Regions from separate parts of the Homo sapiens genome. Here regions 2, 3, 4, 5, 6 and 7 are each linked to region 1. A link is a loop called in an ENCODE intact Hi-C map of the cell type or tissue named here. Cell type or tissue: PC-3. All regions are shown on one strand.

The links. Hi-C counts contacts between places; a loop is a spot of excess contacts. Peaks named below come from ENCODE experiments on the same cell type or tissue, not always from the same donor. Only the 100,000 strongest peaks of a DNase experiment are listed, where the experiment ranks them.
Region 2: a loop joins it to region 1, with 16 times the contacts of the local background. A loop is called at or near these places in 4 of 110 quality-filtered maps.
Region 3: a loop joins it to region 1, with 5 times the contacts of the local background. A loop is called at or near these places in 4 of 110 quality-filtered maps.
Region 4: it touches region 1 in a loop (2.8-fold over the local background); 8 of 110 quality-filtered maps call a loop at or near these places.
Region 5: a loop joins it to region 1, with 14 times the contacts of the local background. A loop is called at or near these places in 3 of 110 quality-filtered maps.
Region 6: it touches region 1 in a loop (5-fold over the local background); 39 of 110 quality-filtered maps call a loop at or near these places.
Region 7: it touches region 1 in a loop (9-fold over the local background); 5 of 110 quality-filtered maps call a loop at or near these places.

The regions. Positions count from the first base shown.
Region 1 is chr12:75,558,724-75,562,723 of GRCh38, reverse strand. The region is part of intron 12 of LOC105369844 (a long non-coding RNA gene); the gene reads left to right. Among named protein-coding and RNA genes, the nearest start is that of KRR1, 49 kb to the right of the region's middle. In PC-3, a CTCF peak has its summit at 2,382; a DNase peak (open chromatin) is centred at 2,343.
Region 2 is chr12:75,950,451-75,954,450 of GRCh38, reverse strand. No RefSeq gene overlaps it. Among named protein-coding and RNA genes, the nearest start is that of PHLDA1-AS1, 78 kb to the left of the region's middle. In PC-3, no CTCF peak of the experiment used is centred here; DNase peaks (open chromatin) are centred at 220, 680 and 2,350; H3K27ac peaks cover 3,914 bases.
Region 3 is chr12:75,657,816-75,661,815 of GRCh38, reverse strand. LOC105369844 (a long non-coding RNA gene) reads left to right here. Exons shown (of 16, transcript XR_007063375.1): 8 at 2,641-2,772. Among named protein-coding and RNA genes, the nearest start is that of KRR1, 150 kb to the right of the region's middle. In PC-3, no CTCF peak of the experiment used is centred here; DNase peaks (open chromatin) are centred at 885, 1,535, 2,655 and 3,355; H3K4me3 peaks cover 775 bases; H3K27ac peaks cover 4,000 bases.
Region 4 is chr12:75,724,179-75,728,178 of GRCh38, reverse strand. All of the region lies in intron 1 of LOC105369844 (a long non-coding RNA gene), which reads left to right. Among named protein-coding and RNA genes, the nearest start is that of KRR1, 210 kb to the right of the region's middle. In PC-3, a CTCF peak has its summit at 2,374; DNase peaks (open chromatin) are centred at 2,518 and 3,128; H3K4me3 peaks cover 493 bases; H3K27ac peaks cover 1,994 bases.
Region 5 is chr12:75,976,092-75,980,091 of GRCh38, reverse strand. No RefSeq gene overlaps it. Among named protein-coding and RNA genes, the nearest start is that of PHLDA1-AS1, 52 kb to the left of the region's middle. RefSeq lists enhancers at 1,841-1,890, 1,900-2,044, 1,921-2,090, 1,419-2,618 and a cis regulatory region at 1,966-1,979. In PC-3, no CTCF peak of the experiment used is centred here; DNase peaks (open chromatin) are centred at 671 and 1,981; H3K4me3 peaks cover 823 bases; H3K27ac peaks cover 4,000 bases.
Region 6 is chr12:76,018,691-76,022,690 of GRCh38, reverse strand. No RefSeq gene overlaps it. Among named protein-coding and RNA genes, the nearest start is that of PHLDA1-AS1, 9.8 kb to the left of the region's middle. In PC-3, no CTCF peak of the experiment used is centred here; DNase peaks (open chromatin) are centred at 1,670, 2,240 and 3,800; H3K4me3 peaks cover 1,957 bases; H3K27ac peaks cover 4,000 bases.
Region 7 is chr12:75,814,923-75,818,922 of GRCh38, reverse strand. All of the region lies in intron 1 of LOC105369844 (a long non-coding RNA gene), which reads left to right. Among named protein-coding and RNA genes, the nearest start is that of PHLDA1-AS1, 210 kb to the left of the region's middle. RefSeq lists a silencer at 3,341-3,400. In PC-3, a CTCF peak has its summit at 1,880 (motif pointing left); a DNase peak (open chromatin) is centred at 1,822; H3K27ac peaks cover 2,440 bases.

The sequences.
Region 1 (4,000 bases):
CTCTTGCTGTTTGTACTTCAGTATTTCTTATAAATATATTTCTGAATGGGTATGCAATGTAGATTTCTTTAATAAGCAAATCTCATTGAATAATGTGATGGTTTTAGGCCACTTTATCATTATATATGTCTGATTCTAATCTCGTGTTTACAGTTATTAGCTGACCAACCAACAGGGCTGAGAATCAGAAGATTTGGTTTTAAGACTAGCTCTTCCAAAAAATTGCTCTTAGCCCAAGGAAAACATCCCAATTGCTATTTCCTTATTTATATATGGAGGTGGATCACCAGGAGACTACCTAAAACAGCTCTAAAATCTAAACCAGATCTAGTATTCTACAACTCCAGCTAATTCATTTTAAAAAAAATGCTATGTTAAGGTTTTAAAGTTGAAGATCCTTTGGAATGTAAATAATCAGGTCTCCATCCGGGGCCAAAATTTTGTACATCCCAAATGAAGGCTGAATAAAGCCTGTTCTTTTGAAATTAGTGACTTTTATGAGCTCATGAAGGATCCACAACAGAAAGAGCTCTGTGATGGGCATCAGGGTCGTTCCCACCCTTATTTCCTTTCCACTCACACACTAATCCCGTGATGTGGTTACATCTGTAATTTCATTCTGCAAAGAGGAAACTGTGTTGTACAGAGTAGTTAGTTGTCTTGGGCAGGGCTGTACAGGGTCACATAGCTACAGAGGGCTGAACAAAATTCTCGATATTCCAGACTGTGGTGATTTTTGTTAGAAATCTTGGGGTCACGGCACTTTGGGAGGCCGAGGTGGGTGAATCACGAGGTCAGGAGTTTGAGACCAGTCTGGCCAACATAATGAAACCCCGTCTCTACTAAAAATACAAAAAAAATTAGCCTGGCATGGTGGCGGGCGCCTGTAGTCCCAGAGAATGGAGTGAACCTGGGAGGCGGAGTTTGCAGTGAGCTGAGATAGCGCCACTGCATTCCAGCCTGGACAACAGAGCAAGACTCAAAGAAAAGAAAGAGAGAGAGGGAGCGACGGAGAGAGAGAGGGAGGGAAGGAAGGAAGGAAGGAAGGAAAGAAAGAGAGAAATCTTGGGGTCACTGTCCCCAGGACTGTGTCCTCAAGTCAGGGGTAGAAAATGAATAGGAGTGAATACCTAGTACTGCTCAGATAGGGCTGTTCTCACGCTAGGAGAGGGGATGGTTGATTGGGTATCGGGGCATCTTCTCCACTAGACGGTAAGCTTTTCTATTACCGAGTGTATCCATATATCCTTCAGGGCAGGGAGAAGATTTAAAATTGGTGTAATCTGCTGTAGTACCCAGGAGTGTGCTGGGCTCCCCAGTATTTTTCAATTCTGTGACACTGTAGGCAATCAATATAAACAGAAGATGAGGGTAACAGTGAAGTAGAAAAGGGTCAGATGTTGAGAATGGGAAAGTAGAGGTTACTACACCCACCTCAGTTCAGTAAAACAGAGCCCCTTCCACTGGCTGATTGGTGAATCACCTGGGCTGGCTCCAGGAACAATGAGAAGTCTTGGATTTGGTGCCCTTCAATGAAATCTTTCATTAGTCTCTCATATTCCTCCTCTTTCTTACTCCCACCAGCCCCTTTTGAAAAGTATGAATGCTGAGTTAATCCCTCAGGGTCCCAATGGTCCTTGTTCAAGCAAACGTCAAGGCGAGGGACTGTCTTTAATTATGGCTTAAGGAAACAATGCCTCCCTTTTGACAGTCTATGTAGTTAGTGATACTCTTGCTTGAAGATTCATGCAGGTAAAACCAAAAGGGGTTTCTATAGTATTGAAATCCATCTTCAAACACCACTAACCACTCCCTCTCCAACACCCATCTCCTGCTTCCAAGGGCAAAACTTAACCATCAAATAACATTACATATATGTTTTGGGCCTTGTATTTTGTACCCTACAGCATGTATGACTATTATACTGATGAGAGAAAACAAGATGTTTACGTAAATAAGTTTTTCATCACTGAATTCTAATGATAATCAACCCAAAACATCAGATTATTTTTCTGAGCATTTAGTCACAGCTTCAACAAAAATTCTTTCTTTAAGAGCTTATTGTGAAAGGATTTCATGTGCATTTATAAAGATGTCTTCTTTCATTCATTCTTTGGCAATTCTAATTAGTAAATTTTACTGGCATTTCTCTTTCTCTGTGCCCAGGAAGTTAATACAGCATCATCATTGATTACTGCCGCATGTTAGAGCAAACATATTTATTTCTCTTTTTTTCTCCCAAAGAAATAAAATCTTTATGTGCTCTGCACGTGGGTTAGGGAAGCTAATAATGGTCTGATTGTTCCAGTCTTGGTGCTGCCTAACCTTTGAGGTAAGGACTGTTACTCTTTCAAGCACTGTCCTCTAGTGTGGAAAATAAATATTAGCACTTTTACAACAAGCATTGCTGCTCAAGAACTGCTGCTTGATAAGTGTGTGCCTTCCACTAACCCACTCAGTGCTTTTCCTGGGAAGGTATTGACACCTTTAACCACATAAGTTAAAGTAATTCTTGGTGAGAAAATTACTGGCAACACATGCACCTTTACCTAACAGTGTTAGGTCATCAGAAACCACTGAATAGATGAAAGAAATGGGCTTGTAGTATAGCATAGATCCATGAGCTTGTGATAAAATGCAAAAAAAGAAGAAAAAAGGCACAGTTCATCTATTTTTAAAAATTAGTATTTCAAAAAGAGTGCTGGCTCAGCACGGTAGCTCACGCCTGTAATCCCAGAACTTTGGGAGGCCAAGGTGGGCGGATCACCTGAGGTCAGGAGTTGGAGACCAGCCTGTCCAACATGGTGAAACCCTGTCTCTACTAAAAATACAAAAAAATTAGCCTGGTGTGGTGGCAGGCACCTGTAATCCCAGCTACTTGGGAGGCTGAGGCAGGATAATTGCTTGAACCCGGGAGGCAGAGGTTGCAGTGAGCTGAGATCATGCCACTGCACTCCAGCCTGGGCCACAGAGCAAGACTCTTGTTTAAAAAAAAAAAAAAAAGCTATCATTTTTGACAAACTGGCCATTCCGAAATTAATTTCTGTGTGAAGCACACATATACATTTCTTTGAATCCTTGTATAACTCAACTCTGACTGGCTGTTTAATGGAATAGTTCTGACTATTCACATTTTCCAGGTTATTATCTCTTAGTTTCATTTAGTATAATGCCTGGCTTTGAAATCATAGGTAAATATTCAACAATGCCTATCAGTTAAGATTTTAGGGCACTAGATTCAGATAGACCTGGGTTAAGCATTCATTTGTTAGTTGGCCTTTCTAAACTTCAATTTCCTTTACAGTAAAATGGAGATCATAATAGTGCTTTCTTTCCTTAAAGAATTTAATTATGAACCTATGAGGCTTGAAAAATATTTAACATAGTATCTGGACCTTCACAAACACTAAATAAACATCAGAAATTCTTTTATATATTTTTGTATTTTTTTTTGACACGGCCTCTAGAAAACTTTCTATCCACCAACCAAGCCCCAAATGACATTCTTCTAATAAAACATACGGTAGACTATTTAAATTCATTACAGAGTTCACTTGTATTAGATTTAAATTCATTACAGAGTTCAGTTGTATTAGTTCCTTTTACTACATTTGAAAAAGCCTTTTCTCAGTGTGCACATTCAGCTGGACGCATGCTTCCTAGCTTCCGTTGAATTTTTGTGTTTGACACCTTCTTAGGGGACAGTTTCATATCAGGTGTCATTTCACATTAAGAAGCCAAATTTTGTGGATGCTTATATACACTCGAGAGTATGAACACAGTCAAGCTGGCTGTTATTGTTGTCAGTTCCCAAAATAGTGATCCGACATCCATGCCCAAAGGAGCATAAACCACAGACTTGTAAAAGGGGTACTCCTGGGAAGCTAATGTTGGGGGATAATCTCCAAAACACTCATACCTTTCATTGCTTCATAGATTATATCTAATGTCCTTCAAGGTTATAAAAATAGTTTACAGAGCATCTCTACCATAAACTGCT
Region 2 (4,000 bases), 390 kb before region 1:
TGGGCACCCTGTGTGCTATCTTTCCTTCAGCACGGATGGTTCCTGCCTGCTGAAAAGTGCTGACTATTGCACCTCAGCTAACCCACTCAACCTTTTTCTAGAGGCCCAGGGAGATATGAATGTGACCAAGAACTTGGCCTTTGATATTCAGCCCAAGTCTGGCTAGAGGTCAGAGGGAGAAAAAAAAAAAAAATCCCTCCATGAGCCATAGCTGTCTGTATATTCAGCGTCTCTAGGCAACTGGGAGGACATTTACCATTCATCCTCCAAGAATGCTGAGTAGCCCTTCTTACGTGTGATTCACTTTGGGGTAAATTTCTGTCCTTACTAATGAGCCTGTGATGGGAGTCAAGTGAAAAGGAATCATTAAATCTGGTTTTATTCAAGTTACATAATTAATTCTGGCACTGAAGTTGGCTTCCCAAGTTTTATACATGGCCTGAGTTTGTTCATTGAATTAAAGGTGAGCATGGGGGTTGATGACACGGTGGCTATAGGTTCTTATTTCTTGTCCTTCTTCATGGGGTTAATTTGAAGAATAATTTAGCTAAAGCACCTTGTGCAGGGTTGGGAATGTGTTAGTGATCGGTACATGAAATTTCCCTGTCCATTGCCTCTTTTCCCTCATGACCTCCTACATGGGAGGTTTTCCCTTGGAGGGTGTGACAGCTGATTACTCAAGCTGGTGTGGGAATTTAGCTCTGGAGATTGACTGGCAGATCAAAACTTGGACTGTTCTCACCAATAGGGGTACGGCTCTCTACTTCATTATGTGTCTTTGTGGCATTTTGTCTTTCTCTCTCCTGGCTAGTCTACTCAAACACCCTTCTCAGAGACTGCCACTGTGGACTCTGAAGTTTTCACAATACCAGGAGGTTTGTGGGAACTGAATAAATTGCTTCAAGATCGAACATAAAAATAAGTCCTGGCCCCAATCCTAAAAGAAGTCACTGGGAACCCAATCAGTGCTGGGCAACCAGCCCAGGCCCAGGCTAATGAGATATTTACATGCTAGGCTTTTCCCTTCATTTTGGTCTTCATGGGCCTCATTTATGAGGAAGTCTGGAGTGCGTGTGCTGTAGGCAGAGGCCGGTGCTTCCCAGCTTGGTGCCATGGACTCCTGTAGCAGATCAGGGGCACTACCACCCACCAAAAAATCCAGCACATTCAACAAACAGCAAATTCCCAGCCCAAAGCAATTACTTGCTTTTTATTTATTTATTTTTTTGCTATTGTTTTTCATTTACATTCTTTTCTGAGTTTTGCATGTTTTACTCTGACAGGAGGTATAAACAGGCAAAGGAAATGTAATCTATTTCAGTATTTGTGGGAGTGCTTGTCCTAGGAGTTTTAGGAGAGCATTTTCATCTATCAGATTAAGACAAATTTAAAAGGGTCCCCAAAGAGAATTTAGAATTGGAAAACTAAACCTAGGAGGAAGTTAAAGGTACAGTGATTATTTTGCTTGGAGAGTAGTATTGGCTTTCCAATAAAATGAAGGTGATTACTAAGAAAGGTAGCTGATTGGTCATTAGTGCATGGCCAGGACAAGAGAGTGAAGACTCATGTTTGCTTAAAAGAAGCATTTTTCTCTCAGGTGGAATTTGTTTGACGTTAGTGTGGCAGATTGTGATATTTCTTCTAAAAGTGGGAAAGCAATTTGTGTAATCTGTGCTCGTGTGCAGAGGACAGAACCAGATGGCTTTCGCAGTAAACTTTCAGGGCTTTACTAGAATAGGGAGAGACAAAAGGGAGGCAAACTTGGTGGCTTGTGAGATGGGGAATCGTTGTTTCAAATCAGGGGTGAGAACAACCCAAAATTTAGGAATGGCTTTTCAATAATAGCTCTTCTGATGTGTAGTACTAGAATCTAATTTTTATTTAAGCACAGCTTCAGAGGTTTTTTTAAAAAATTGCAAACTTGGAAATAAAGAAAAAAGAGGGGGCCGGACGTGGTGACTCATGCCTGTAATCCCAGCACTTTGGGAGGCCGAGGTGGGCAGATTGCCTGAGGTCAGGAGTTCGAGACCAGCCTGGCCAACATGGTAAAACCCTATCTCTACTAAAAATACAAAAATTAGCCGGGCACTGTGGCAGATGTCTGTAATCCCAGCTACTCGGGAGGCTGAGGCAGGAGAATCGCTTGAACCTGGGAGGCAGAAGTTGCAGTGAGCCGAGATCGCACCATTGCACTCCAGCCTTGGCAAAAAGAGTGAGACTTTGTCTCAGAAAAAAAAAAAAAAAAAAAGAAGAGGAACAGCATGTCTTATCAATGTCACAATGGGAAAATGTTTAAAAGGCCACCAAGGATTACTCATTATTTACTACTGACAAGGCCTAGACTCTGTGAGGTCACATGTTCATTTAGGTTTATGTCCGGTATAAAAGATAACTCTAAAGATTATGGTTTCATTGCCCTGTAGGACATTAACCTCTTTTGACTTAACTAGTAATCTTATTCATACATTCTCTTTTACAAATTTCACTAATTTTTCTGAGTACCCAGGTCCCCAAATGGCCTTTAAACCAGCTTGATCATGCTTCTGGCTCCCCACCAGTGAATTGAATATGTGTTAACATGTGTTCATTATTTGACTCATGTTTGTAACTATTTTAAAATTGCTCTTTAACTAGTGGAATTTTATCTTTTATTGTTTGCTGAGTAAGATTTTTCATAATAACTTCTCTTCTGCTCTTTGATTAATGCTGAATAGAGTCATGATTTTACTAACATTTATTTTTGTGGCAGCCTCATGTGTAATCCCACCTGCATTCTTCAAAAGCATTTGTAAATAACCAACAAAACTATTTCCTGGTGTAAATCAGTGCATGGAAATCCGTTCTTGTTTTTAAAGGAAGTTAAAGTGAATGAGGTTTCTTCACAGCAATCTAGGATTTTTATCTACAGGGAAAAATCTGTGTTTATGTAGTTTTGTACTTATTATCAACCAACAGGTCTTGTAAATATAGGGTTTTTGCTAGCTTTTGTGTTAAAAGTTACATGTACTCACATAAATGGTTTGGGAAGAAACACTGAATTGGTTTGGAAGGAAATCAGTTCTTTAAAAAAGAAAACAACCGGCCAGGCGCGGTGGTTCACGCCTGTAATACTAGCACTGTGGGAGGCCAAGGCAGGTGGATTGCCTGAGCTCAGGAGTGCGAGACCAGCCTGGGCAACACAATGAAACCCCGTCTCTACTAAAATACTAAAAAAATACACCACTCGGGGTCGTGGTGTGTGCCTGTAGTCCCAGCTACTCGGGAGGCTGAGGCAGGAGAATTGCTTGAATCCAGGAGGTGGAGGTTGCAGTGAGCCAAGATTGCACCACTGCACTGAAGCCTGGGTGATAGAGTGAGACTCCGTCTCCAAAACAAAACAAAAACAAACAACCTGAACCATAAACAGTTGAATTCAGTCAGGATTGTTTGTTCATTGCATGAATAAATTTGACCCCTTAAATAATGGCCACTTGAATTCAACTGCTTTTCGGTGTAATACAGTTGCATCTTTGAAATTTTGGAGATGCAGCATGACCTCAAATGGTTGTAATTGCCTATTAAAAAAAACAGGCATGAGAAACTGTGCTACTTTAAATGCAACAGATACACATATTTGGACTTTGGTAATTCCATTTCAGTCTCTTCCATCCAGAGAGGTAAGATCCCTTTATATAAATAAATACCTGAGACTGGATCCTGGCTCACTCCTGTAATCCCAGCACTTCCAGCACTTTGGAAAGCTGAGGCGGGAGGATTGCTTGAGTCCAGGAGTTTGAGATCAGCCTGGGCAACGTGGAAGGACATTGCCTTTAAAAAAATACAAAAAGTAGCTGGATGTGATGGTGCGCACCTGTAGTCCCAGCTACTTGGGAGACTGAGATGGGAGAATCACCTGAGCCCGGGGAAGCTGAGGCTGCAGTGAGCTGTGATTGCACCATAAGACTCCATCCTCAGTGACAGAGCAAGACCCTGTCTCAAAAAAAAAAAAAAAAAAGATCAT
Region 3 (4,000 bases), 99 kb before region 1:
GCTCTGTGTTCTGAACCATTTTATAATGCTACAGAATTTCCTGGCTATGCAAAATTTAGGGCTGAGATATTAAATTTATGTGAGAATACCTTAAGATTTCATTATCTTGTCAAATGCTTTTCATACTTATGAAAAGTATGATAGAGCCCAGTTCTTCCAAACCAATTTATCCATTTGTCAAATATTTATTGAGTGTCTACTTCATGCCAGGCACAATTTTAGGAGGTAACAATATTGAGAGATGCAAAGTAGACAAGGTTCCTTCTTTCATAGGGCTGGCATTCTGTTGAGAGAGAAAAACATTCTGGAAATAAACAAACAAATAAATAAAGATGGTAATTTCAGATAGTGATAAAGTGATATAAAGAAAGTAAGACAAAGTAATGTGCTAGAAAGTGTCAGTGTTAGGTTATCAGGGAGAGACAACGTGAGATTTGGTGACCAAGGGAGACCTCTTGGAGGAGGTGACCTCTGGTCTTAGACTGAAATGGTGAGAAGGAACCAATCATGTAAAGATCTTGGGGAAGAACATCTAAGTCTCAGGGAATGGAAAGGGCAAAGTTTCTGGCACCAGAATAAGCTTAGTGAGCTCAAGAAACCAAAAGCCATATATGGCTAAAAGTAGAGTAAGTGATAGAAGAGGGGAGAAGGATAACTTCAGAGATACAAGCAGGGAAAGATCACTTGAGGTCCTGTAGTCCATGGCAAGAATTTTGGATTTGTTTTTAAGTGTAGTGGGAACCCTATGCCATGTTTTATGCAGGCAAGTGGACTGGTCCAAGTAATCTTTTAGAAAGATGACATCGCTACAGTGTAGAGAAAGGATTATAAAAGGCAAGGATGAAAGCAGGGGAATGAGTCAGGAGGCTATGGCAATGGTCTGGTTAGAAATGATGGTGGGTCTGATCAGGTGGCAGCTGATCTATTTGTGACTCATATCAATGGGAAGAAATGGATACGTTCAGAAAAACTGAAAGAAAGGTGGACAGAATTCCTGGTAAATTGAATGGAGTGCGGTGAGAGAGAAAGAAATTGATTTAACACTAGATTTAGAGGTTAGTAAATGTGCTGTATGTAATGTGTGCTAGGTATAGTATATACAGGCCATTTACATATATTAAGTGATTTAGTTCTCACAAGACTCCTATGATGTAGCTAGTATTCCTCCCAACTTGTCTCTGACAAAGAAACCAAGATTTAGAGACGCTTAATAACTTGCCTTAGGTTACGTAAGTAGTAAATCGGGAAGCCAAGATTTGAACCCAGGTGTGCCTGATATCAAAAGCAGTGCACATTTTTGTGTGACACAGCATTACCCCTGGAGCTCTGATAAAGATTGCATCTTGCCTATAAGGCAAGACAGAATTAGAGTCCCACAGCAAAACGTCTATTGAGTCACATGTGAGGACACGTTCCATCATCAAGGGGCTTGATTGATGTTGCCTGGCTTCTCTCTGGTTCCTTGAAGGACTATGTTTCAGTTCTGGAACCTCATGTTTAAGGGACGTAAGCACTTTGGGTGGAGTCAGAAGTAAATGAAATGATTAAGCCGATAGAGAAAATGACTTCTGAGAAATGATTAAAAGATTGCAGCTTAGCTCAGTGATGACTAAAGAGGACATCAGCCTATAAATATTTCAGGGGTGGAAATAGCAGGAAGGGGGGATTTTTCTGTAGAAAGGAGAAAGAAATTGCATGAAGGGACAGGCAGAGAATACAGTTCAGTTCCTGAGTCTGCTCTTTATGATGTTGGTGGCTTATCATGACTTTGAGTCTAAATTTTCTCATCTCAAAAAAAATGAGTTATGATTAAATGAAAAACAGTATCTCACTAGAAAGACATCAAAATCCCCATAAAACATTCTTTCATGCTTTTAACATTCATTTGATAAATACTTATTGACATGTACTTTGCATAAGATGCACAAAAGGGGAGGATTTGGGGCCAAAATGTGGATGTCCATTTGAACATTCTTGTTTTATAATAAAATATACATATTTTTATGAGACAAATATTATAAGGACAATTCCTTCACAACAATTGTCTAGCTGGAATCAGAATTATTCATGCACTGAAACATATCAGCTATTGTCATGTTCTGGAGTCTGGAGAGAGAGAAAGGGTAATGCTCGTACCATGCATCCCTATTGCCTGAATACTGCTATACTCTAAAGAACGGGGAGGCTTAAGTTTCAAACACAGGCTAGTGATTTCCTTGCATTTGCCACAATGTGTGTTTGTCTGGACATTTGTTAGTGAAATAAGAGAACACACTGCTTGATAACACAGGGACAACTGTCCAATACATTGGGTGCATTATCTTTCCATATACTATGAAAATTATATCTATCAAGCTGCAAAGTCAGAAAGCCTTGGTTTATCAGCTACATCCGGGCCGCACACAAAAGGTAAAGCCACTGAGGGAAAGCCTTCTTGAAAAGCACACCTGTCCTTTTCAGACATTTTTGAAGTATCATATTTGTTTTCAGATGATTTTGGCCTTCCGCCCTTGATTCTTTAGCTGGGTTGGGAGGCTGTCCTGTGGCCTGAAGGTTAAAGAGAAATACGAGTGAATGTGTCATCTTAATGGGCTTTGAATGCACTCCCAAATGACATGTTTTTTTCTTTTTTCTTTTCAGTCTTGCTTATAAAAGTTACACCTGCAAAAATGGGACTGAATCCAGTGAGGAAGGACATAACATTTTGCCTGAATGTGCAAAATATGAGTGGGGTGTTGTCTGTATCCCTGCAGGCTCCGAGCAGCCTAGTGGGTAAATGAGCGTTTGTTTCCTGTGCACCATCTTTGAGTTGAAAATGAGTCACACACTCGTGGAAAGAATAGTACTATCTTCTTTTGTCTAGCTCTGCATGCTTTTGTGGTTACTGAATTTGTCTTAATGGGAAGCTTGATTGTTTCTCTTTTTGAGGCAAACCATTAGAATTTATTTTTAATCTGGAATAAGATTACTTTAAATATATTATTCTCGATTCATAACTGGATTCACAGCCAGTGTATACAATTACAGAAAATTTATATGGGGCAAAAAAAAAAAAAAAATCTCTCAGGTTTATGTAGTCATCTGGAAGCATAAACCGATTCCTAAATGTTTAAACTAATTTACTTTGAAAATGATGATAATAACTGTAATTTGTTGAATGTCTACTTTGTACCAGCCACTATGCTATGCATTTTTAATAGATTATTCCTAATCCATATAACATGCCCAAAATGCAGGTATCAATAACCCCTTTTTATAGCAAAGGAGAGCAAGGGTCAGAGAGATTAAGTAACTTGCCAGAAGGCATAGAGCTGATCAGTGAGGGAACTTGTATTCATCTCCATTTATGTCTAACCTCAGGGCCTGGGCTCCCTCCATTATGACATCCTACCTCTCTGCAAAGAGCATTTGATGACAAATTTGCCTCAATTCTTATTACAAAGAGGTAGGTCATAAAGTAAAAAGACCAACAATAATTTCCTTTTATCTTTGTAAGAAATTGATTTCATAGGCTGGAAAATACTTTTAGTCTTCCCTGGATGTGCAAAGAGGCTCAGATACATTTGGATACTGGAGTAGTTTCCACGACTCAGGGGACCCTGATTCTAGTTTTATTTTATCCAGCTCTGCATAGCCTCGATTTTGAGACTCCCAGGTCCCAGATATCTGAGGATTCTGAGGCATACACTTATGAATTCTTACTCCATTACTGTGTTCTTCAAGAGATGGAGGGATAGCTTATGGCTCAGGCTTGCACAAGGATTTCCAGACTAATGGAAGAAGGAACAAAGACACCAGAGCAGATACATTTAATGAAAAAAGTAAAAACAGATAAATTTATCATAAGGAAAACATCTGAAAAGTGTCAGCAGAGGCTGTGGTATCTGAAATTATTGCTGGACTATCTGCAATGATAAATCATTATTTCAGATAATCTGACTGAATTGCTGGCATGCTAGGGCCCCAAACTAAGAGTCACAGCTTCAATTATGAAAGTCAT
Region 4 (4,000 bases), 170 kb before region 1:
CATATGATTTTATTTATATAAAATGCTAGATGATGCAAAATAATCTACAGTGACAGGAAGCAGACCAGGGATTGCCTGGACCCACGGCAAGGATGGGGGAGGCAGGTAAGGGAGGTAGTGAGAGATTAAAAAGGGGCACAGTAACTTTTGAGGTGATTAATATATTCACTCTCTTGATTATGTTGATGTCATTTATTTTGTGCTGGTTATGCATATAGTAAAGTTATTTTAAAAAAGAAATAACTTTTCCCAAATGATGAGCCATGTATCTTTTATAGAAGACCCTGGAATCACTTAAAAAATAAGATAAAGCAGGAAATGTTTTGTTGCACAATAGTTGGTAGGAGAAGTCTTTTCTCTCTGTTAAAACCCATTGGTCTCCGGAATCTAGGCCTCAGGAATCTGGGGAGGGGCTAGAGGCATAGTCTCTAGGCTGTACCAGCTGAGGCTCCCCACCAGGAGAAAATCCCAGGGCCACATTACAAGGGATAGTCATGAAGGTACAGAAGTAAGTAAATGTGCCAGGAAGGAGGAGCCAAACACAGACCAGAGGAAAAAAAGATAGTGTTGTGAACTCAAAAGGTAGAATTAAGATGCCACGTGGAAAGGGCTGGAAGAGTCTAAAGGTCAGTGAGAGGAGGTCTAGGGGCTGAAAGGAATTAAACAGAAGTAGAGAAAGGCAAATGCAGGCTCAGACCAAAATGGGAGCCTCTGGTGAACAACAGTCATCCCTTTGGACTTCTTCTGGTCAATGTTCGACGTGCTCTGCTGCTGCAAAGCAAAGCTGAGAAGCAACAGAAATGCATGCAACAGTTATAAGGCATTGCATAATTAATAAGAATGATTTTGTTGTGTAGATTATAGTAACATCTAGTTAGAAACACTTGGCAAGTGTGGTGGAGGGGAAAAGAAATTGAAAATCTATTTATTTAAACCTCAGTGAAAAAAAGTACTCAGAAGGTTAAGCTTTTTGGCCTTCGGCAGGGTTCCATCAAGGTATTTCCATTGGTTTGGACTATGAGATAGAACAGCTTTTGGTCTATGTGCATCAGCTGGCACTTGAAGAAAGGTGTGCAGTTAGGTGTAACAGAGATTTTGTTAAGAGTGCTTTATAATTACATTGCATTTTCAAATTTGTAAAATTCTTTCACATGCTTTATCTTTCTCATGTGGAGTTCCTATTTTTTAATCAGACTGATTAATTACTGTTAAAGATTATTTATATCAAATAATTTATAAAGTAAATTTTACAGTAGTGAGAATAAAAAGAAAGATTCACTCTGGGTCATTAGCTAGGTTGAGAAATCATCAAAACATAGGCTGGGCACAGTGATTCACGCCTGTAATCCCAGCACTTTGGGAGGCTGAGGAGGGAGGATCACTTGAGGTCAGGAGTTCAAGACCAGCCTGGCCAATATGGTAAAACCCCGTCTCTACTAAAAATACAAAAATTAGCCAGGTGTGATGGTACACGCCTATAATTGCAGCTACTTGGGAGGCTGAGGCAAGAGAATCACTTGAAACTGGGAAGCAGAGGTTGCAGTGAGTGATCATGCCATTGCATTCCAGCCTGGGTGATAGAGCCAGACTCCATATTTAAAAAAAAAAAAAAAAAGTAATCATCAAAACATAACCTTTAATAAGGAGCCTTAGAAATAATTAAACTTGCATTGTCCAATATAGTAGCCACTAGGTACATGTTTGTTTTAAATTTAAATTGATTAAAATTAAATAAAAGTAAAAATCCAGTTCTTCAGTCGTAGTACTTACATTTACACATGCAATAGTGCTCAATATGGCTAGGGCTACCATATTGGATAGTGCAGATATAGAACATTTCCTTCATTGGCCAAGGTTCTATTGGACAGTGCTGATCTAGACAAATATTTTTAGTGGCTAAAAATGTACTTTTAAATTGAATTTAACTTCAGGGCTGGAGAATTTGAGGCCCACAGAAGTTAGTGATTTATACAAAGTCACCCAAGAAGAACCTGAAAATGGCCCAAATTTCCTGACTTCTATATGAGTGATCATTTTAGCACCTCATACCACCAAACTTTTATTTTTAATTCTGCTCTTGAATAAGAGAGGATTGGATACTCCAAGCTGGCAAGTAATCAAACACTCATTTAGTTTTTTGTTTGTAATTTACATTTATATTTGAAGTTAGGCAGAGCTATAGTCCAAAAACTTTACTTCAAACAATATTAATGATGTCATGCTATAAAGACAGAATGCAGAAGAGCTTGGAAGTATTTCAGTTTCCTTGCTCTGTTTCTTTTTACACGTCCTTGTTCAAGCCACTCTACTCCATGCTGGGACAAGACAGTTTGTTCTTAGGTTAACAGAAAAACAGTCAGAGTCACCTCCTCTTAAAGCATCGAGCACCAGGTGGGAAAGGGCTCAGATTTTTAAAGGTTGCTCAGTGGGGCTTTGAAAATTAAAGAGAGCCCAGAAGAGATGTGGAGAAAGCATGCAATTACACTTGAGAAGGTGTAGCCTTTCCACTGGGTGCATTCTTGATGAGACAGCAAAGTGAGTCATTAAACAGTAGGCTGTCAATAAAGCTGAGACCCAGATTTGCCGTGGATCAGCTGCACTGCCAAAAATTTAACCATCTAAAAAAACCATGGGCAGATCCTTGGTGAACCCTTGGACCTGTTTGCATTACAAGCTTACAATCTTAATTTTTCTGAAAAGAAATAGAGAAAGGAGTAGATGTATATTGAAGAATTGCGATGAAATGCAAGAGTTCCTTATAAACATTACGCAGGGTCATTTTGGAAAGTCAATAATTTATAGCCTTTTTACTGGCCTCAGGGAAAAATGATCACTTCCACATTTGAATTTTAGTAAAAGTTGTTTTTCCTGGATCTCCATTAAATTTCATCCAGCTTTTGGCAGAAATTGTCTTCCTGGACCCTACTGGAGTGCTGGCTGACAAGTTACATCTTCCATGGGGCCACAACTCCCTAACGAATTCTGGGAGAGCAGCCTATTTTTGTTACCAGACGCTGGAGGATGCGTGACATGTCATTAACCTTCAAAACTGGCTCTGCACAAGAGTATTGTCAACAGATGGTGACTCTGATTCTCTCTCTCTCTCCCCTCCCTCCCTTCCTCCTCCATCCCCAGGATATCTTCTGGCATAGAATGCTCATTGGTTTCAAAGGGAAATTCGTGTGTGACACAGACACTGTGGAATGTAGAACAAAAACTGGAACAAAGTCTCTTATATTTATAATTGCGGACTATAGGAATTAAATGCACAGAGTAAACCATCAATAGTGTTTATACATTAAGACAGGCATACCAGTGATAAAGTGAATATTTATGCTGAGAGGCAGGCTCTTTAGGATCAGGGAAAGGTGTCTGGGCACTGGATGGAAGAGCTCAAAGCCAGCATTGGACTTAGAATTTTGGCCCAGCCATTTAACTCTTCAGTCTCTCACTTTGCCTTTTCAGTTTTTATCAGTGGAAGTCAATAGTAATTAGGGCATTATTTATCAGTTACTCCCAAAAAATGTAATCCCAGCACTTTGGGAGGCCGAGGCGGATCACGAGGTCAGGAGTTCAAGACCAGCCTAGCCAAGATAGTGAAACCGCATTTCTACTAAAAATACAAAAAAATTAACCGGGCGTGGTGGCGGGCGCCTGTGATCCCAGCTACTCAGGAGGCTGAGGCAGAGAATTGCTTGAACCCAGGACGTGAAGGTTACAGTGAGCCTAGATTATGTCACGGCCCTCCAGCCTGGGGGACAGAGCGAGACTCCATCTCAAAAAAAAAGAAAAGAGAAAGTTAATTCATTTATTATTTTTAGCAAATATTTATAGGATGCTTAAAATATACCATGCACTATGCTAGGCTCTAGGAAGAAACAAGATGTAAAGCAAAGTGCCTGTCAGGAAGAGGCTGACCAGTAATCAGATGATTATAATACAGCTTTTGAGAGCTTCCTATGGAAACACATATGGGGAAAGGAGAGGTCTACAACCCAGG
Region 5 (4,000 bases), 420 kb before region 1:
TTCTGCTGCTGTCTTTCTTCCTTTCTCATTTCTTATACATAAGAAAGAAATATCGAAAATTCATAGATGACAGCTGAGATGTCCTCTTGGAAATAAGACTTCATTATGTTTCCCGTCTACTGCCTGCTATGATTACATAAAGAAAAGGTGACCAGAATCACTGTAGCAACAAATAGAATTCAGTTGCTTCTTTTCCTGCCCTCAGCCTCCTAGGGCCTATAGTGTGGTGGCTGAGAGCTCAGATTCTGGAGGTGAACAGCTCTGGGCTTAAATCCTGGCTCCTTTACCTTTTGGCTTGATTTTGGGCAAGTTACACAATCCCCTAAACTCATCATTTCCCATCTGAAGTGGGGATGAAAATAGCACCAATCTAATATGGTTACTATGAAGATTAAAAGGATTAATGTTTGTAAAAAAAAATTAGCAGTGTACCTGGCATATGGTAAATATCAAATTTATGATAGCTGTTTTAAAAATTATTATTATTGCAGAAATATACTAGTTCATTAGTTGCATATACTGATAGAAGTGGGGATGGAACTTCATAAGGGAGTGGAAAGAGAATACTAGCACTCCCTGGTACCACTTGTATGTAAATCACTTAACGGTGTGCAAAGGATCACACTATAGTTCTGTGATGTGAGAGAAGACTGAATCACTTCCATTTCCGTTGGTAAATGCTAAGGGCAACTACAGGGTGCAGGGCAATAAATGCTGCCTCTCTACTTGGAAATGACTAATCTCCTTTCTCTAAAGTAAAGTGATGTTGAAGTGGGTAAGAAGAGAGAAGATGAAGGTAGCCAGAGTGAGAAGTGGGATGGAAGGGACAGGGAAGTTTCTAAGATCAGCCCCAAATCTTCCTTCTTGAGCTGTGACCAGAACACCATCCAATATCCAATGTCTTCTATCAGCCTGAGTTATCAAGCACAGGAGAGAGCTCCGTATTAAACTGTGTGGCATACGAGTGCCTAATTCCCAGTCTTCTAACTAGTAAGGACAAGGTTTCCTTGCCAAGTTTATCCTGAGGGCAAAGGCCTGGGTGATGTTTTTTGAGGGATGGTATATTCTTTTTAAAAAAGGTATTTAGGAAGCTGTACTTTGTAGACCCATGTGAGAAGGGAAATTGCATTTAAAACTCACCTTGGGGTGAAGGGAAATGCCTTTGAACTCTGCAACTCAGTAGGTAGTCACTTATCCCCCTCATCATTGATGGGTGAGCAGACAAGCTGAGAGCAATCGCATCTCAGCGTACAGTCCTGATGCACTTGTATTCAGTAATGTAGGCAGTTTGAGGTTTGCCCTTCTGTCCTCGCTAGGTGTTTGCTTTCTACTCTGTACATGTTTTAGGATGAACTATAGTTATCTTCCAAATTAGCATTTTAAAGGCATTCTGATTTTGTTTAAAACAAATCACAACGTGAAGTATTGGACTATGGCTGTAGATAATTCTTCAGATTGTGTTAGTACTCCTGGACCAGTTATTGTGAACTCATGGCCTTTTCAAAATGCAGTCGTTGGCTTTCATCTTCTTAAATGTGACTCTATCAAATCCATTCCAACTCTCATACTGGCATTAGTTTGGCCTACTTCCTCTAACGCAAGCCAAGCAAATTCTCCAAATACCAAATATAAGATGGAGATTCAAAGGTCATTGTTTTCTTCCATGCCATTCCACTCCACTCCCACCCCCAGCCAGCAGGGTAAGGGTTCAGATTCCTGCTTAAAACAACAGGTCAGTGGGCACTGCCAAATCATCCTCAATGCCGTTTCAACTGCTAAGTTTTCTGTATCACAAAACCAATGTTTATCCTGTATTTGCAACCCCTGAGCTGCGTTCTCTTGCCCTGATTCTCTTGCTCTTCCCTGCCAGTGAATTTGCATCATTTCTGTGTGTGCTTTGTTTGACTGCCCTGACTCCAGTTCTGCTGAGACTGTCTGTGGGTGGTTTCCCTGTGCAGAGATGACAAGTGCAAAGGTCAGAAGCTTCCATGATTCATTTCCTCTTTGCTGCACGCAGTGGATGGTTTTCTGGGTGAGTCACTCAGATGCCAAACACAGGAGGGATTTTCTTCACATAGAGGCCCTGAGGCTCTGCTATGCCCTGAATTGGAGGAGGAACTGAGTTCTTAATATTTCCTGAAAAATTGTGTATTTTTTCCAATGATTTCATAAGCCCATTTGTATTCCCTTTCTTTGCATCTGATGACTCTGATTTGCGAATGCTGCGTACCCCTTGGAGAACATTTTGGTATCTTGTAGAGCTTCACTGAGTTCTGACTCAAGAGTAATTGGACTCTTTGAAATATACCCCAAAAGCCTGGATGCAGTAGCTCACACCTATAATCCCAGCGTTTTGGGAGGCCAGGCGGGAGGATTGCTTGAGGCCAGGAGTTTGAGACCAGCCTGGGCAACATAGTAAGACCCTGTCTCTCTCTAAAAAAAAAAAAAAAAAAATTACGTGTGTGTGTGTGTGTGTGTATTATGTTTGTGTGTATATATCTCAAGCATATTCCTGTATTAAAACATTCCCTGGTATGTTATCTATACAGGAGTATTAACAGCAGTCTACCTGTGGCTCTTCAAAAATCCACCCTCCTAGCCAGGCACAGCGGCTCATGCCTGTAATCCCAGCACTTTGTGAAGCCGAGGTGGGCAGATCACTTGAGGTTAGGAGTTCAAGACTAGCGTGGCCAGAGTGGTGAAACCCCATCTCTACTAGAAATACAAAAATTAGCCAGGCGTGGTGGCGGGCACTTGTAATCCCAGCTATTCGGGAGGCTGAGGCAGAGAATCTCTTGAATCCAGGAGGCAGAGATTGCAGTGAGTCGACATCGTGCCACTGGCCTCCAGCCTTGGGTGACAGAGTGAGACTCTGTCTTAAAAAAAAAAAAAAAAATACTACCCTCCTCTTCTTCTTCCAGAATAAAAATCTATGGGAGGAACAAGAACATCAACTGAGGATGATGGTAATGTTGCAATACCTAGGGCTGAAACCTACAGCAAAGTATTATTTTCTCAATGAAGAGAGGTTATTATTTTCTTTTTTTTAAACCTTTAAAAATTATGAAATAGAATATGCAAACAGAAGGCATAAGTGTATAGTACAATGAATAATTACAAAGTGAATACCCTCCATCAAGAAATGGAACATGGCCAGCCCAGACGTCCCTCCTTTGTTTACCTTCTAGACGTACCTCCCTTCTCCTGTCTTGAGGTATCCACTACCCTGATTTTTGTGGTAGTCATTTCCTTGCTTTTCTTACCACCTATGTATGCAAGGTTGTTATTTTGTAAAGCAGTATCAATTCCATCTTCTGCCGGTGGCACTATGTAATTCACTTGTATTAAGTAGCGACCACAGGATGACTTTGGGCTAGAGTGGTATATATCTATTCTCTCCCCACCCTAAAATTCCATAAAAATGCTTATCCATGTCTACTGTGTCATGAACTAATAATACTCCTGCTAAGACACATGTTTAAAGTAATGACAGTGAAGAGGTAAAATAAGCACGAAATTTTCAGTGGTCTGTCTCCTGTGCTCTGGGGTTCCTGAGCTGCAAATAGAGTTAAATGATCTGTGATGGGAATATAGAAATCCTCCCCGCCAACCCCCTGCCACCTCTTACTATCCCCTCTCTCTGATTTCCCTGGGAAATATCCCAGCAAGTTGTAAAATCTGCAGAACTTGGGCATGAAAAGGATCTATTTACAGGTCCTGAACTTTCCCCTTTTGGTTTCTTACTTTGAGAACATACAGGCTGTTTCAGCATATTTCTTTATCAGGGCAACTCACCCCAAAGATTATTTGATCTTCTTTAGTCTGACATGTTCTCTGCTGAGCTAGGAAAAGCAGCTGAGTGGAAATGGGACTTAAAATGTAATTCTTAACCATTTTTACTTCCTCGCCTTCCTTCTCTTCCTTGATTGGCTCAGGCAGGTTTGTAGAGGCAGAAAAGGAAATTAACGTTTATTACACCCCTATTTTGTGCCAGGCACTT
Region 6 (4,000 bases), 460 kb before region 1:
TCATTCTTATTAGCTGAGTTGCTCTGGGCAAGTAATTTAATTTATTTTAGCCTCAGTTTTCAGCGTGTGCAATGCAGACAATGATAGTACCTGTCTCATGGAGTTGTGAAACCAAAATTAGTTCACATAAAGGACTGTGGCTGTTCCTGTCGCAAAGTAAGCATTCAATAAGTGGTAGCTATCATCCTTATTATTATTGTTTAAAGTCATAATGTTAATGACAGCATAATATGCCATTTAGTTGGTGTATTATTTCACTTATTTGCCTATTGCCATCTGGTGATTTTCTGTTGTTATGCTGTTAACAGTACAGCTGCAATAAACATCATCATGCATAGATTATATTGAATAAAAAGCATGAACTGGGATTCTAGTTCTGACTCTTAGTCTTCTGACATTAGCAGCTCATTAAATCTCTATGAGCCTTAGTCTGCTCATTTGTAAGTGGGAATAATAGCCCTGCCTGAGAGAAGCTATTATGAACATACTATGAAGTGGCAGTAAAATCTGCATGAGTTCAAGTCCCAGAGGCACCACTTAGCCACTTTACTTACAGTAGAGCATCATGAAAATGCAAACATTATTATCTGGATTCCATTTTAAGAGGAATTAGATATTATATATTCATATACATATGTATATTTCAATCCAAATAATCTGGTTTTAAGAACTAGGATGGGCTGGGCATGGTGGCTCATGACTGTAATCCCAGCACTTTGGGAGGCCAAGGCAAGAGGATCACTTGAGGCCAGGAGTTCAAGACCAGCCTGGGCAGCATAGCAAGAAGCCCATCTCTATTTTTTTTTTAAGATTCTGACAAAGGCTTATTAAAAAAAAGAGAAATAAAAATTTTAAAAAAGAAAAGGAAATAGGATGTTACTGTAACTTAAAAAAAAAAGGTATCAAGAAATTCCTAGTTTTTTGTAAAATTTGACCCAAATTTATACTTATGTTAAAGTAGAAGGAATCATGTCAACACGACATTCCAACTATCCAGAATTATTGACAGAGGAAAACTTGAATACTGAACTCATTGGCCATACGAATTTATTCAGCAAAATATCCTTACTTGCTTTTTTTCTCAAAGACCTGGTGGGAAGCCCTCACCAGCTACATAGAAAGGCCATAATCAAATAAACGTCATGGTGCGAGTGTTCTAGAGCTCTAGCCTTACTTGCCTACAAAGTAAGTCTGTTTATCAAAGATGGCACCAGTGGAGGCCACAACACTGTGGAAATTTAGATGATCTGGGATAGACTGTCGCTATAGGCAAATTTAATTGGTTTGAGGATTATTCAGAATCTTATTTTATCTTGAAGGGATTGTCAGGACCTAGGGATAAAGAGGTCCCCTTCGTTACTCCCAGACACAGAGTCAGAATTAGCTGCTTCTGAGATAGAGTCGATGTGAGAACGGCTTGCTTTTTGCCAGAGCATTCACCTGAAGCATTTGATATTTAGTCAGGCTCCGGAAATGAAAACTTGAAAAAATAGTCAATGCGGTTATGTTGTATACTCTTAAGGACTGCCAAAGTCGTTTATAATGGAGTGAGCAAACACGTACTGCCGTGTTTTAAGACCAGACATCCTGTGCTTCCAAAGCAACTGATAAATGAGTATTCAAGTACTGGGGAGAAAGAAACAGGAAATGACCCTTGGGGAGTTTCAAAGTTTTAATTATGTTACTATCCTCCACTGGCTTTCTCCAGAAGCTGATAGTTCATACAGTTGACTTATTTTGCGAGTATTTTGAACTTTGCCATAGCAAATTGTAACCAGTAGTGTGGCTTACCCCGTCAGAGCTGACTCATGACCTCAAAACTGCAGACCAGCTTTGTGACTAATCACAGCCAAAGAAGCCAAACTTGTAACAGTTCTTTTTTTTGGTTTTTAGTTGTTAAAGAAATGTTCATTTCTACAAAGCTTGGCTGTAGTTCGTTGGCTGTAGTTGGTAAACACCTGCCTTTAATGATCCTTCCAAGGAACCCCCAAATATATACATTGTGTGCGTGTATGTGTGTGTGTATTATAATTACTGTTTTTACTCTTCTTGCTAGTAACTTTTCATGGCATATGAAGGCGGGCTTGTCAGTTTTTTGGTGCAGAACCTGATCTCTAAGTGTTTGAAGCAGCCCTGGGCAGAGTGGCTTCCTTAGAGCTTTGAGCGTCCTGCTTTGAGGGTGAGGCCTATCCTGCCCGAACACCTATGACAAAGCAGTGGTCTGTGGTGGTGCCAGGTCCCTTTGTAACTTCCTGTTGCCACATTTCAACACCACCGCTGGAGGGGATGACTGTGGTCTCAGTGGGAGAACAATTCAGTGACTTACTTTTTTAGTTTCTGACAGAAAAGGAGACTCCTCAGGTGGATTGCATTTGTATATGGGTTGCATTTGCAGGCGTGAGAAAGCATTTAATCCTTGCCACAATGTGCTGGCTCACTACGGAATAATTGTAATTATTGCCAGGGGTTCACATGAAATCCCTGATGCCTGTAAGTCGTGCCAGGTAGCTGCCGGAAGACCTGAGCTTCATGGCTGTCTTAACAGCTGGTGGACCCTGGTTTGAGTTTGCTTTCTAACAAATGTTAGGCAATAATCTCTCTCCTACCTGCAGAAATACTGAGTTTGAAATCAGAGTTGATCATGGCATTTTGGAAGTTTAGATGATGTAGCATCCATCCTTCCCCATTTTACAGTGAAAAAAAAAATGATGTGAGGAGGTGTCAGTTAGCCACCCAAGGTCACACCGGCAGTTAAAGTTAAAGACATGATTAGAACCAAATTCCAGTTTCCATGATTCTTAATTAATGCTCTTTCAATACTGCACCACTGCTTTGTAAAGCCTGAAAGACAATTTCCATAAATCCAAGGTGTTGTTATTCTTGCAAATAATCACTCGAAGCATTCAGACATCATTTATAGTCTTTTCAGCATTTAGATGAAAAGATTCATCACATCTTTTCCCCAAAAAGTATAAACTGAGATGGAAAGTAAACTGTTTAATTCCATAGTTTTAAAAATGGAATCATGGCCAGGCTCAGTGGCTCATGCCCGTAATATCAGCCCTTTGGGAGACAGAGGCAGGAGGATCACTTGAGGTCAGAGTTCAAGACCAGCCTGGGCAACAAAGTGAGAACCCGCCTCTACAAAAAATAAAAAACACAGCCTGATGTGATGGCACACACCTATGGTCCCAGCTACCTGGGACTCTGAGGCAGGAAGACCACTTGAGTCCAGGAGTTCGAGGACACAGTGAGCTCTAATTGCACCACTGCACTCCAGCCTGGAAAACAGAGTGAGACCTTGTCTCAAAAAAAAAAAAAAAAAAAGTTAATCATGTTTTACCCTTTTCAAATATAATCCACATGGATTAACAAAACTTCAGGAAACAGGCAAATTCACAAAAGAAACCAGAGTGTGTGTGTGTGTCTGTGTGTGTGTGTACAAATATATATATATATATGTATAAATATATATATTGCTTTTTATAAAATGTTAGGCAATAATCTCTCTCCTACCTGCAGAAATACTGCAGAAATACACACACACACACACACACACACACACACGCATATATATATACACACACACACATTTTCTTTTTTCTTTTTTTTCCCTCTTCTCTCTCCTTCTCCTCCAGAAGTATATTTTGAAATGGACTTATTTTAAAATGTGGTTGTTAGAATATATTCTTTTAAAAAAGCCATTTGAAATTGATTTTATCTTATGACTCCTAAAATATTTGTGGAATGTTTCCTGTTGCTAGTCACCCTCAGGTCTTGAAATTACCTGTGGAGTTGAAAAATGTTGAAGTGATTTGAATGTTTATACAGTTACTTGAGGAGGTAGCTGCCTAGATTTGTAGCCTGTGTAGGTGTTGGGAGAAATATTTTCTGAAAAGGTTGGTTGAGGGTAGTGGATCTATGGGCACTGGTGAGATCCTAATACGTGGAGTGATAAAAATTTGTTGCTGCCCTTCTGGGCAACTAGGTGAATGCAATT
Region 7 (4,000 bases), 260 kb before region 1:
AAGTTGTTTTTATTATTTATTACATGCTGACTGCATACCCAGTGGTGAACAAAGAATAAAAGGAGGGACTGCTGGAAACATTGGGGAAGGCGCAGAACTGGCAGGCTTTTATTAGGTACGAAGATGAGTGTCACATCAGTTCATTGTCTTCTGTACCAATATTAGGATGATGGACTGAGGGCTTCAAATTTGGTTTTATATGGTGTTTGCAAAATGTTTATGGTTAAATTCTAAGATAGTAATGTCTAATGGGTAATCCATTGCATTATCAAGGCATGTAATCAAGTTTTCTTGAACAAAACACAATGAGAGAATATAATTATGTTTAGGGAAAGGTGAGGCAGGGGTGTCTGCTTGTTTGGTAGGCTCATGTAGGCCTGCAGCAGCTCCCTCACTGGTTCATGTGGCAAATGAGGGATCTCATAATAGATCTGTTTTTGAAGCTTTACTCAGACATTATTTCTTCTCTCATCAGTGTGTTCCCATTGCATTTTTTCTTTTTTTTTGAGACAGAGTCTCGTTCTGTCACCAGGCTGGAGTGTAGTAGCGCGAACTTGGCTCACTGCAACCTCCACCTCCTGGGTTCAAGCGATTCTCCTGCCTCAGCCTCCCAAGTAGCTGGGACTACAGACAAGCTACCACGCCCAGCTAATTTTTGTATTTTTAGTAGACAGGGTTTCACCATGTTGGCCAGGATGGTCTTGATCTCTTGACCTCCTCGGCCTTGACCTTGATCTGCCCACCTTGGCCTCCCGAAGTGCTGGGATTACAGGCATGAGCCACCACGCCCGGCCCCATTGCATTTTTTGCATAACCATTTCTTTTCATTCTCAGAGCAAGCAATCCAAGAGACAAGATAAGTTTCTATGCCTTTTATGGCCTAGCCCCAGAAGTCATGCACCATCTCTTCCATGCTATTATATTGGTCAAAGTAGTTAAAGGCCTTTTCAGGTTCAAGAAAAAGAAAAGTATACCCCATCTCTTGATGTAAGTTGTAAACATCACATTTTAAGAAAAGCATGTAGGATGGAATGTAGTTCAATATGTTTATATTTAGAAAATGCAATCTGCTGCAACATGGAAACCAAGTAACCCACACAAAGTGCTTACAAATATTAACTATTATTAATATTATTCAATGAATGTTTTCTTAAAGAATAAATTAATATACATTTCTTTCTGCCTAGAACTTTGAGCTGTAGTTAAATAATTCTTGACTTGTAAATTGTCAGTTTGAGCTTGTCTTGTTTGCTCCTACCTGCTACCTGCATTAGGATCCCTTCAAATTGGAGAGTTTCTAAATTTTACTTTTTAACTTAAAATCATTTCAAATTTACAGAAGTTTTAAGAGTAGTACCAAGAACTAACTCTCTAAACCCATCTGAATTTGCCTGTTTTAACCTTTTCTTCATTTTCTTTTATATTCTCTCTTCTTCCCTCCTTTCCCATTCAAGTATTAGTTTCAAACATCATACTCCTTTTCCCCTTATAGATCCATAGTACCAACATCAAATTCAGGACGTTTAACATTGATACATGCTATTATTTAATATATAGATCATACTCAAATTTTAATAATTGCCCTAAAAATGTTTTTGTAATTGTTTGTTTTCTCCCTGAACCAGCATCCAATTCAGGATCACAGATTGCATTTAGTTGTCATGGCTCATTAATCTCCTTTAATTTGAAGCAGTTCCTTAGCTTTGTTTTTCAGGACATTGACATTATTGAAGTATACAGGCCAGACGTTTGGTAGAAATGTCACATGATTTGGGTTTGCCTCAGGGTTACTCATCATTAAGTTCAGATTATGCACTTTTGGCAAGCATACCATGACAATGATGTTGTGTCCTTAACAACATATCACCACCTAGAGGCACACATTACTGATGACATTAACTTTGATCACTTTTTATAAACTGGTGATTGCTAGGTATCTCCACTAGAAGACTACCATTTCTCTTTATAATCTACAGGAAGATATTTTGAGACTATTTAATATCCTGTCTTCTTCAAACTTTTACCCTATAGCTTTAGCATCCGTTGATGAATCTTGATAAAATCAGTTATTACTATGATGTCTTTTAAAAAAGATGATTGACTTACCAACTATTATTACTTCTTCTACATTGATTAGCTGGATTCTTATTTTTATTCAGTGAATTAGATCCAATGCTGCCATTTAATTCTTGTTGAAGCTTAAATTGTCCCAAATTTAGCCAATAGGTACCCTTGAAGCTGGCCCTAAGTCTTTTTGACATAGCCTTCATCATTTTTTGTACACTTTTTTGTATAAGATATTCCAGACCCTTCTTGTCTTGCTTTGCTCTGGCCCTCCTCTCTCCAAGGAATCCTAGCTCCTTCTAGTGAGGAACAGTACCTAGAAACAAGGTCTGTGAAGAAGTGTTTGTTCAGGTTATCCAATGTTGAGGTTATTCAGGCAAAAACACGTTAAATATTGAGTCCATCAAACAGAAAGTCTTACTTAAATTAAAAAGTGTGAAGATAGTTGACCCTTGTTCAAGATGTTCTATGTGCAATTTTATTTTTATATCTAGCCAATTGCAAAACATCAGAAGAGCCATAGTCCTGGGCTTATTGGAAGTGAGGTTCTATTGAACATTGAGCTGGGAGAGTAGGGAAATTGCAAGATAGCGAGAAGTCAGGCCCCACAGAAGGAGCTGCAGCACTTGCGGGGCATCCACTTTTTAGAAAACTGGTCAGAACCAGTAGACGAACAGCCCATTTTGAAATAGTGGTTGTTTGTGCCATCTGGACTTAGCCAATCATAAAACTCAGTTGATACTCCAAGCCTAAAATGGTCTTGGAGACCCTTTTTGGATTTTGGCTTAAGCCCCATTTTAAGGAATCCAACCCCTTCTTGTGAGATCAGATTTCCCTGCCTTGCACTGAACTTGTTTAGTCCTTGTCCATCCTAGAGCTTCACATGACTCAGTCTGCCAGTTAGGTTGGGAGATATAGCGGAGCTAGAAGGAGCCCTGGCCCTGGTACTTACTAAGCATACCCCTTTGATGACTTTAATTGACTCACTGTGTGGCTCTAAGTCCCTTCTCCTTTCTGGGCCTCAGTTTCCTTATTTGTAAAATCAGAAGGTGAGGCTAAATCTCAAAATGTCCATCTAGCTTCATGTTCTATGAAATCTTCTCTGCCTAAAATCTTTAAAGTGCTAATTAAACTGGCAGATCAAGATAAATGACCAGAGGAGCTGGACCCATTACAGAATTAAAGTCTTCAGAGCCCTAGCAAGCCTGCTTTTTGAAGCGTGCTTTCTTTTTACAGCTGTGAAGAGAGGAATCAGCACATGCGCTATAACTTCATATGACTAATGGTAACCATGGCGACCACTAAATATTCCTTCCAGACCTTGCATCTGCACAGCTCACTGAAGCAGAGGAAATAAACGTTGCTGCTTTGAAAAATGATAAAAATAATCTAAGCCAGCTAGAGGCTAGGAAGGAAAGGAGAGATCTTCCACCTGAAGGTCAAGCCATTTCATCTCATTATCTTTTCAGGGCCTTGTTTAACCTCAGGGGGCATTTGGTACCAACCGAATGAATAGGTCACAGACTGGAGGGATTTAGTATCAGGCTACTGAAACACTTGACTAGTTTTTAAAGAAGCTTCTGGGGTTCTGACAATGTTTGCTAGGCTGGTGTGATGACCCCTATGTTAAAATGCAGTAGGTCATCAAAAGCAGGTCCCCCAGCAGTTCTTGGTGTCAGGTCATATTATTGGTTTAAGAGAAGAGCAACTAGAAGACTGGCCAAGGTCAAACAGGGACCTGAGAAACCAGGCAGAGAGCAATAGTAAGGAGGTCTGCATGCACAGGAAGGTGGGGGATGGAAAGGCACAGTGAGGCAGGCTGGATATCAGCACTCATGCTCAGAGAGCAGAGCACAGGCAAGAGAACTGGGCCGCATGAAGCCTGCAAATTGGACAAAGAGAACAGACAACAGGTTAATTGCACTTTCTGTAAAAC